Regions from separate parts of the Mus musculus genome. Here region 2 is linked to region 1. Evidence: chromatin loops called from intact Hi-C (ENCODE). Cell type or tissue: left cerebral cortex. All regions are shown on one strand. Each heading gives the region's core, and the rest is flanking DNA. Links, peaks and the distances in the headings are about the cores only.

Evidence for each region. Hi-C counts contacts between places; a loop is a spot of excess contacts. Peaks named below come from ENCODE experiments on the same cell type or tissue, not always from the same donor. Only the 100,000 strongest peaks of a DNase experiment are listed, where the experiment ranks them.
Region 2: a loop joins it to region 1, with 2.3 times the contacts of the local background. A loop is called at or near these places in 1 of 42 quality-filtered maps.

Annotation. Positions count from the first base shown.
Region 1 is chr5:43,072,229-43,077,301 of GRCm38, reverse strand. No RefSeq gene overlaps it. Among named protein-coding and RNA genes, the nearest start is that of Gm43700, 36 kb to the right of the region's middle. In left cerebral cortex, for the core only: no CTCF peak of the experiment used is centred there; no DNase peak of the experiment used is centred there.
Region 2 is chr5:43,228,189-43,233,261 of GRCm38, reverse strand. All of the region lies in intron 1 of Gm7854 (predicted gene 7854), which reads left to right. It overlaps Cpeb2 (cytoplasmic polyadenylation element binding protein 2), which reads right to left and starts at 9. Exons shown (of 12, transcript NM_001368806.1): 1 at 1-9. In left cerebral cortex, for the core only: no CTCF peak of the experiment used is centred there; a DNase peak (open chromatin) is centred at 2,517; H3K4me3 peaks cover 444 bases; H3K27ac peaks cover 473 bases.

The sequences.
Region 1 (5,073 bases), core at 608-4,607:
ACTTACAGAGACATGTGAATGAGACACCATGGGCAGCCAAGATGTACACAGTGGGAAAGAGAGGGGCACCGTAAGCCTCTGAACTGTCTGGAAGTCAGGAGTTACTAGAGGAGCAACATTTGGCAGGTGACCACTGGGTAGAAATCCTAACCACAGCTTTAGAAATGTTGACTGTCTGTTGTCTATGGGACAAATGGTCATAAGAGTGATAGTGTGGGCAAAAGAAGGACAAGGTATATTAATGACTAAGGAAAATTGATGTTTAAAAGCCAACTATGGATCCCTAGCAATGAGAAGAGAGGGCAGAAAAAGATGATAAAAGTGGAGAAGAGGCAGTAATATAGAAGATTGAGGGCATGAATGTCTTTTGGAAATTTTCCCACGTGTTTCCTTGCAGGGTGTCTGCACTTCAATGTATGTGCTACCATTTACCACACACCACTGACCACACTCAGGCTAAGGGAGTAGTTCTCAACCTGTCTAACAACCCTTTCACAGAGGTCACATATCAGATAGAATGCAAATCAGATATTTACATTATCATTCATAACAGTATGGAGACTATGAATTATCAACAAACATAATTTTATGGTTGGGGGCTCACCACAACGTGAGGAACAATATTAAAGATTTGCAGCATTAGGAAGGTTGAGAACCACTGGGCTAAAGGAACTCAAAGTTAAGTGATGGAGTTACTTGGGTTTATTATAGATAGTATTTCCTCACAGCCTGGAATGTTTACTTCTATTTTCTTTCTAATTAATGCATATTTGAATTGACACACAGTAATTGTGTGTGTATATATATATATATATATATATATATATATATATATATATAAAATGAGTGGTGGGATACATGGGAATAGGATAGGGAATAGCTGCGAGTACTTACTCTAGAAACCATCTAAGAGTCTTTGGGAAGAATACCAGCATCCCTATTTTATAGTTACATGTTTTTTAATGTGCCCTTTAAGTATGCACAAACATATATGTATATCTTAAAATCATATTATTTTTTAGTTTGGAAAAAATGGTTTTATTTGTCACTTGTTTGGTGTTTTTCACCCCCCCCCCCCAAAAAAAAGTACCCAGTATCTATTCCATCCTTGGCTTCTCTACCTGGTAAATGGGGACAGTGAAGCCTGCCATTTACCCCCAGGAGGCTGTGGAAATTAAAGCTCTGGGTCAATAAAATCTTTGCAGGTTCTCCAATGAAAGCTTTGGGGTAACTACAAAGTCTCTATTCCTGTTTTGTATCGACTTTCAAAAGTCTTTCTTAATACACAATAAAACAGCTTTCATCCCAGGACGATGTGGTCCTCCTGTGACTGCCTCTGTAAGCACCTGAAGGATTGCATCCTGTTTGCTCTGATTTCGAAGCAACCATTTGAGCTGAAACCACAGCTCACTTTCTTGTGGCAAATTCCTGTGGAATATAGGACACAGAGAGAACTGTGCTGACTAATGCTAAGATATATTAGTTCATTTGAGGAAGGTGGTTTGTATTCCTTATGATGGTTAGCTTTGTACCAGATTGTAGGGAAGCCTCATCTCTCCTTTTCTTTTTTCTTTTCTTTTTCCCATCATAACCATTTACTATTATTTTCAATTCTTTCTTATTGGATATTTTCTTTATTTACATTTCACATTTTATTCCCTCTCCTCATTTCCCATCCCCAAACCCCCTATCCCATCCCCCTCCTCCCTGCTCACCAACCTACCCACTCCTGCTTCCCTGTCCTGGCATTCCCCTACACTGGGGCATAGAGCCTTCACAAGACCAAGATCCTGTCCTCTCATTTCATCTCTCCTTTTCACACTTCATCTTTTTACCTCAAACTTGTAGTCCTCCTGTCTCATCCACCTGGATGCTGGACAAGGGTGTGCATCACCACTCCTGGCTCATATATGCTTCTTAGTAGAATGTTTTTGACAATTGTGAAAATTTATATCATGGCAAAAAAATTTTGTCATTTTAACACACTGGTTAATTTTGAAAATGTTTTTCTTGGATTAATCCTTAATAGATTGCCTGTATGTGCTTCTAAGTGAGGCATATTTATAGCAAGCAAACATGGCACTAATGCACACACACTAAAGACTTTGACTACATAACATAGGGAGAGCAGAGCTTTTCAGTATTCTCATGTGATTGCAGCTTACAACAGGCATCCATCAGATTTTCATGAACTCTGTTCTCTTTGGTCACAATTTCTAATTATTTGACATGATGACCCAAGTCTTTATTTGTGTGATTGTTCTTCTTTTCATATCATGTTATAAGTTGGTTATCTATTACAACTCCAAAACTAAAGGCATCTTATGTTTGGAAATAAGTTCAGGGGTAGGCTTGAAGGTTCCTCATCTTTCTCATGGCTCTGACACCATGTAATTTTACTTGGGCTATCCTACTTGTCCTGGGACCCATGGATACTAAGTATGACTCTTGTCCTCCAGGAGACTGTTCGGAGTTTGACCATGGAAGTGGCAGGAATCAAATAGGAGAGTAGAATGTCATATGGTTTGGCTTGTGCCCAGAACTCACTGCTGCATAATTATTAACTTTCAAAGCAAGGCTGGATTATGGAATGTACAGGAGACTCTACCTCACCGAACAGAGAAGAGGCTCCCAAATCATTTACAAAGGTCAGGGATTGAAGGAGGCGTGACACACATTGCCTACTTGCTCCAATCAGTCTGGTCCAATAACCAATAGCAAGAATATTTCTATCTGATTTCACAGGATTTGTAATGGCTGTGTAGTTTTAGAGTCATGACTGCACGGTTACAGTTTGTGTGTTCTACAGATTCTTATGTTGGGTGTCCCTCTGTCCAGTGCTGTTGAGAGTGGGCACTTGTGGAAAGTGTCTGTGTCACAGGGCAAGAGACCTGGCTGGATGAGGTAAGGCCTTTTTCCAATAAGGGGATCACACTACAAGGCCTTGATTAGTTGTGCTAAGAATATGTTGCTGTGAAGTGTGGTAATCCATGTTCTCTCCTGGCTCCTAAGCATGGTTCTTGTTTTTTGCCTTCCCAGCTTTCATAATCAAGAGTCAATATAAGTATCTTTCCTTATAAATTAAGCATCTTCAGGTGGTTTGTTATAGCAACAGAAAACAGATTAAGATAGCCATCAGGGATAATTTTAGATATTCTCCTAGGGATTTTGTTTGTGTTGAAGAAACAACTTTACTGGGGAAAGATTTTTATATTTGAGATAATTTAAAAAATACATTAACATGGGGTCATAGAAGTTAATGCTTTGTTTATTGGCCCATAAATATAGTTCTGTTGGCTTATTTGTCACTTTTAAAGAACTTTCTGAATGGTTCCCACAGGTAATTTTCCATCATTTTTATGTGATACTCATTTTCCTGTCCTGCCTATAATATTGACAATTTCAAAATAGTCCCCCAGCACCCAGTATTTGGTGATACTGAATTTTCACTTAACTGCTAATACAGGAGGAAAGAAAAGAAGGACATCAGAGAGAAACTGAGGAACAGGAAGGCAATTTCAGTCAAACATGGGAAAGGCATTCTGCAGCATTTGGCCACTCTCAGTGATTCCCGAAGCTCTGCTGGCATACTCTCAAGAGTCAACAAGTACGAAGATGCTCTCAACCTCCTACGCCTCCCTTTGTCCTTAATTAGTTCGATCACAGAGCTCATTTTCGTTTCCCTCAAATCATTTGATATCTTAGAGCAGCTGTTTTAAGTGGGACACTCTTGTGAAAATGGAGCAAGCAATAAAATAAAATGTAGCTGTTTCTCATGATTGGATTTTGCGATGCTTGGGTAAGGCAGAGGGATACCAGGTGGAGGTAAGATTTTGGGTCATCCTTCAAATCATATTAAGTATCAGGATAAAGAAAGAACCTTGTTGGTGGACACACCCACTGACTCTTTCCTCAGTCATTCTCTTTGCAGTGATGTGTCCAAGAATTTGTTGAAGTGATACATTCTTCCCTGATGACAGCATTTTGACATTTTCTCCCTCCCTTTCAGATTTCCACCATATACTGAATCTGACGCAAAACTGATGCTTCATGAAGAACATTGCCGCTGCAAGAGTGTGATCTGTAGACGAGCAGTCTCCAAGCCATCTATGATGCAGACCCTCAGCTACTATCCAGACCTACTGATCATAGCCTGGTGGAGACTATGTCATGAAGGTTCCCAAAACTGTGTAAGATTAGAGGCAGTGCCAGGAGCACCTGTGCAACTTGGAGGACAATTTTTCCCCCCTCTTCATGCTTACTTTTTCCTTGGCCTCTCTGGGGTTTATGTCAGCTTCCACCACTCTGAACTACAGAATTACCCAGGCATACACTGCTCTTGTTCTTTTCAAAATCTTCCCCAAACAGGGAGATGACCTTGGGTCCTTTACTCGAAGCTCAATTCACTGGATAAAAGCAAAACAAATGATAACAACAAAGTGCACCAAAAGCTGGGGCGTGTCTGAGACGGAGGATTTAAAACAAGCCGAGAGCCGTGGTTCAGAGCCCTGTTCTTGCTGCACGCCTGTAGATGCCTTGAGTCAAGATCCCACAAACTAAAGTTTGCTCCTACTTCCCTTTTGGGATGCTTGCTCTCCATCCCCTCCAGGCTGGTGGAATGGTCCAGGAATCTCCAGCAGCCTGCTTTCTCTCCTGGCCTCCTAGCCTTGCTATTTCCTGGAGAGTGACTCACAATGTATTCATGGTCACCACCATCCCCTGAAGCAAAGAGGTGGCTCTCCAGGGTGAGAGGCTCTCCCAGGCTCCACCTACTTTCGAAGATGACTAATAACAGGTATCCACCACACCCCTGTCATCTTCAAACAGAACACTGCCTCTAGCCAACTCACAGAACCCTGTCTATTAGGCCCGTCTAACAAGTCCTTGTGGTCATCAGCAAACAGGAGTCATTTCTCAGTCTCTACTAGGCTGAAGGTTATTGGGTGGAGGACAAAGACTACTGGGTGACAGAAAGTGAGGATGATTAAGGGGGAGGGCCACTTACATTACTAAGCACTGGTAAATGGTATTTCATGAGATGCACTATCTTGAGGAGCAGAAAGGCACTCGCTT
Region 2 (5,073 bases), core at 724-4,723, 160 kb before region 1:
ACCGCCGCTGCCTCGGCCGCCGCCGCCCTCGCCGCTTAAGAACCCCGGAACGTGCGTCAGCAGCCACCTCACAATCGCGCCGCCCCTTGTCGCGCGCCCTGGCACGCGCGAGCGCGCCGCCGCCGCCGCCGCCGGCCTCGCCCCGCCCCGCCCCTCATTAGCGTGCGTTGTGGACCCTGCGAGGCAGCGGGCGCGCGCGGCGCGTCCCTCAGTCCAGGACCTTGAATGGAGCCCAAGGGGGTGAAAAAAAAGCCGGTGGAAGTTGGGGAGACGGCTAATGGGTCTCGAGCACCGTGCGCGTGCGCACGGAGGCGAGCACGCGCGGGCGTTGCGGACGGTTCCTGGGCAACCGCCCCTCCTGTCCCCTGTCGCACGCGCCCCCTCCTCAGGCCCCGCCCTGTCCCAGCCCCTGGGGTCACGTGAAGTGCCGCTGTCCCAGACCTGCTAGCAGGACTAGGGCGCTAAGCTTGCAGGACTCTAGAAGGTCCCATGCTCTGTGGTCGGGTGCGAGCCGCGCGTGCTGTCACCCACCCTTGCCACCGCTGGAAGGCATTTTTTTTTGTTTGTTTTTTAAGAGTAAAACGCGAAACACCGGCGCCTTTTGCAGCAAACATTTCCACTTCAGCAAGGGGAACAAAGTCTGGGAGCCGACAGGGCTCTGCGTGGTTACTCGCGCAGGAGAGCTCTGAGTAGGTTCTGAGACCAGCTCCTCCTGGCCCCGCTGCTGCAAGCCCTGGGTGCGCTGTCACCACAACCCAGGGGTGCCGGACTCCTCCTCTACAAGTTCTTTCTGGCTTCCTTCCCCCGGGAGACTCTCATCGGAACATTTCCGAAGCTTTATTAATTTTCAAGGGAGAAAGATTTCTCACATCAGGGGGGAAAGGAGATTGTGACTCAGCAGCGGACTTGTTGAGGCTTGTAAAGTGGAAGGGGAAAGGCTTTCCATGTAGACAGAGGAGCGCTGGATGGGGACTTAATCCAGTGTAATTCCTCCCCACAGGAACATTTTACACAGAGAAAACCACACTTGACTGTTTAGTCCAATGATAACTGATCCACACGACATAATAAAGAATTGTATGTTCTTAGTTTTTATTTTTAAGTTTTCCTGGTGCTTAGAAAACTGAAATTACTGAATGGATTCCAGAAATACCTACTGAAATCTCAACAGTTTGCAGAAAGTTGATTCAGACTGGACTAATGATGTTGTAACTTACTAGTCTCTTAAGGAAGTTAGGTAGATGTCTTTCTGAAGCCCCTGTCAGTTGAATTTGGTTCCTCATCTTATTTCAAAAGTATGCAAGTCAAATAATCAGTAAAAAGAGAACAGCACTTCAAAAAGAAAATACTTTATAAGATCTATGTGTGATTAATAAGCTAAGTTTCCCAAAAACATATTTTATAAAATTCATTTACTTCAGAAATTAGCATGATAAGCAGAATGTTGTTTAAAAGTTAATCTCAATAGCATATTTAACAAACAAGGTAGATATTGATCTGGAAAAGTGCTTCCTTTAAATTACAATATGTAAAAGGCAGCATACATTAGAATTAAAAGTTATCAATAAGTTATCAGTGTCAGTGAGGTCCATGCCTGTGATCCAAGCATTTGGGGGGATGGGGCAGGAGAATTGCTGATGTCAACAGAAGTTTCATGCCAGTCTGTCTCAACCTTTCCCCAAATGTCCATTTCTAGCTCAAAGATTTAGATAGTATTAATATATTTTACAGGGATAAAGCATACAATAAGGAACTAAGGCCAACGAAGTCTTAAGAACAGATGTAGTTGTGTTTTTTTTTTCTTAAGTAAGAGTGTATTTGATTGGAAAAAAGTTTCAGTAAGCACCCCCTAGCTCAGTCTATGCCCAGGACAGAGAAGGGAGAGCCCTTATTGAAATTCTCCTCAATGCCCTTCTGCACCAGTGTTTGAACACAAACAAGACTGCTTAGTGCTCTAAGTGCAAGGTTTTGTTTCAAAGGACTGACAGCCCTCTTGAACTGGACAAGAGCCATCCCGTTTGTCATTATTCATGAGGTCAAACTTCATTTTCCATGCAACAGATCCTAAATCCTATCTGCCATGTCCTCTACTCACAAGTTCAACACCTCGGAGAGGGTTTTGAAGGCCCCATTTTTCACAGGAGGGGAAGTTCTTTTCTGACTTTTAAAGCTTTGGAGTTGCTGAGCTTCTCATGTGTGAAAATGTCCAGAGAGAAAGGTTTCCTGTAACGTGTAGGTGGGTGCTGGTACTGGAAGTGAAGGGCTTGTAGCCTTACAATAGGTTCCAAACTCAGATTTTAGGAGTCTATATTATGGTCTTGTTTTCATCTGAAAATATGTTTACTCTATGACCATTAATTAAAGGGTTGATTCAGGCTAGACTAAGATTAGATGTTATAAGCACCATCTTCTTAGATATGTAGATAACTCCTTGTTCTCTGTTAGCTAAATATGATTTGTACTTCTTGGTATCTCAGATGTACCTAAGTCAAAATAAGCAGTTCGTTTGTTCCCTCCCACTATCCTGGGCAAGCACTAAAATGTATATTTTTGCTTCCACTTTATATACACCCAAACCCACATATGTTTGTGCAACTAAAAGACATTATTAAGCAATCCTTATTCTTGGAGGGTGCAAAGAATTCTGTTTTTAGCTTAAATGTATCCAAATGAGTTCAAATCACAATTCTTAAGATCCATAAATACATATTGATACAAAATCCAAAAGGCCACAGTCATAAAAGACCTTATCGTACTTTCTATTCTATCTTAAACCTCTTATCAGAACTTCTCCCCTAGTCTTACCTTTAGCTGCATACCTGACTGCTTCTTTCACTGAGAAAGGAAGGCAGTCACCTGAGGTCTGCCTTTGTCCATGGACACCTGACTTTCCTACTTGCTACAATGGATGGCCTAGCTACCTGCTTAAGGACAGGTCCTCCACTGACACACCTACTCCCTCCTATTCAAGTCCTAGCTTCAATAGGTCTTCCTCCCTTTTATCATCATCTCTCTGCTCACTTGGAAACACTCCCAGGTACACAAAATATATCAGTCACCACTTCCCATCATTGAAAAACAAAACCCAAGCCCCTTGAGTTTTGGTTCTTCCTCTTTGGTTACTCTCCCTCTTCTGCTTTTTACTGGTACCTATTTAAATGTCCAAGCGAATGGCTCAGAGACACCTCAAATTGCCATTGCATTTGCTCAGGTCAAAAGCCTTGAAGCCAGTCTTGATGTCCCAATCTGTACCGTGTATAAATCATCAGAACTTACTGCTTCTCCAACTGTTAAGCTATTGCCAGAGTTCACCTCTGAACACTCCAACCACAACCAATCTGGTCCAGGGCACCACTCTTTTTCCCCTAGATCGGTATTCTCATCTTCTAAGTCTCCAGTTGGAAGAACGTGATGGAGTGAGCTGCAGTGTATACTATTCCCAATACTCTAAAATTATAATCTCACTGTAAACATTAGTCGAAATGCCCTTTTCAAGATGGAAAACATCATGTCAATCCCATTAAGTATACTTTCTCAGAATAAGTGAATGCTTTTAATAACCAAAGGTTCCCCCTGATTCCCCTTACCTCCTCCTGACCTAGAATGGGGTGATTATTTTAAACAAATCAGGCCAAGTCCTCTTAGCTCATTGACCTCGCAGTCTCCATTGTCTAGAGTATCAGCCCCTAATACCAACAGGCTCACTCCGTCTTTTCTAAGCCTCTCTTTCACTTATTTTAAGTCTCTGCTTGTGATGATTAATCTTGGTTGTCAACTTGATTGGACCTGGAATCAATGAAGAGACAGAGCTCTGGACAAACTTAGCAGAGTATTTCCTAGAAGGCTTAAATGAGGGCAAAGACCCTTTCCCAGAGTAGGCAGTACCTTCTAGAAGTGTCCTATATACAAAGAGTTCTAGAGATGTGAAGGGTGCTTTCCACCTGCCCCCTATGCTTGTGCATGTATCTGCCCTGCTCCCGCCATGAGACTACTGTCTTTCACAAACCCCATCCCAGTGTCTTCAGACTTCCCACAAGCACAGGGACTAGCAACTCTCCAGGATTCTCTCACCTTCAGCAAGTAGATTAGGCATGCTGAGATGGCATCTCACCTTGTGTACCAAACAGCTAACTACCAGGTTCACAGCATCTCCAGACAGCAAACAGCCATTATTGAACTACCCATCCCATATCAGGGAAGCCAATCTAACCATCCCCTCTATTAACCATGTTTACTCTATCCTTCCTGGCTCTCTAGAGGATTCTGACTACTGCTCAGGTTCATTACTCAGTACTAGCCTCTCTGCCCCCTCACCCCAACATGATGTAAAATTACACCCCCTTTCAGGCTCCCTGTTCCTCATAGGCTGTGTAATTTTTTTTTTCTATGCCTAACAAACTACTTACTAACAAACATTTCTGCCCTATACATTAGACCTGAAACCCACAGGGAAAATACACTATCAGGTATGTTTACTCCAGCAGCCTCATTTCCTAAACAAGGCCCTGATACATTGAGAACATGCATTGAAGAAAGGGTCCCTTGCTTTGATGAAGACCCACATAGGAAATAACAGTGGTAGGTAGAGATGGTGGACTATGTACCTCTCAATTCTTCATTTGCTTGTAAGCAGCTTCCCAAATGCCGTACTAATGCTACTTAGGATCCCAAAGCAAGCGAAGATAATTCTAGGCATCAGTAGGATCAAGAACAAATAGATAAAGCATCGTAGGATTTTTGAGCAGAGAAAAGATAACCGTGAATCCTAGGCGCCTAGAGCTGGAACATCAGCCTTCAGTCATAGGAATATTGAGATGCTTGAGCAAATGGAGGAGTTGAACCTAACTCCCAGAGTCCTTGAGCCAGTTCAGGAAGAACAGCACATGCCGGCTCGTGCCTTGCCTCCACATGCTTGTTTCTCATTATAAGGTGTCCAGCAGCCAGGTTCATCCTTTACATGAGCCCGATTATTTCTGTTTTGGGATTAAGAGAGAAAGGTTAAATGAGCCTCAAATGATCACAGACAGCTTCTGCTCTACTGACAGTCTCCAGACTTTCTCTCTCCAACTGTAG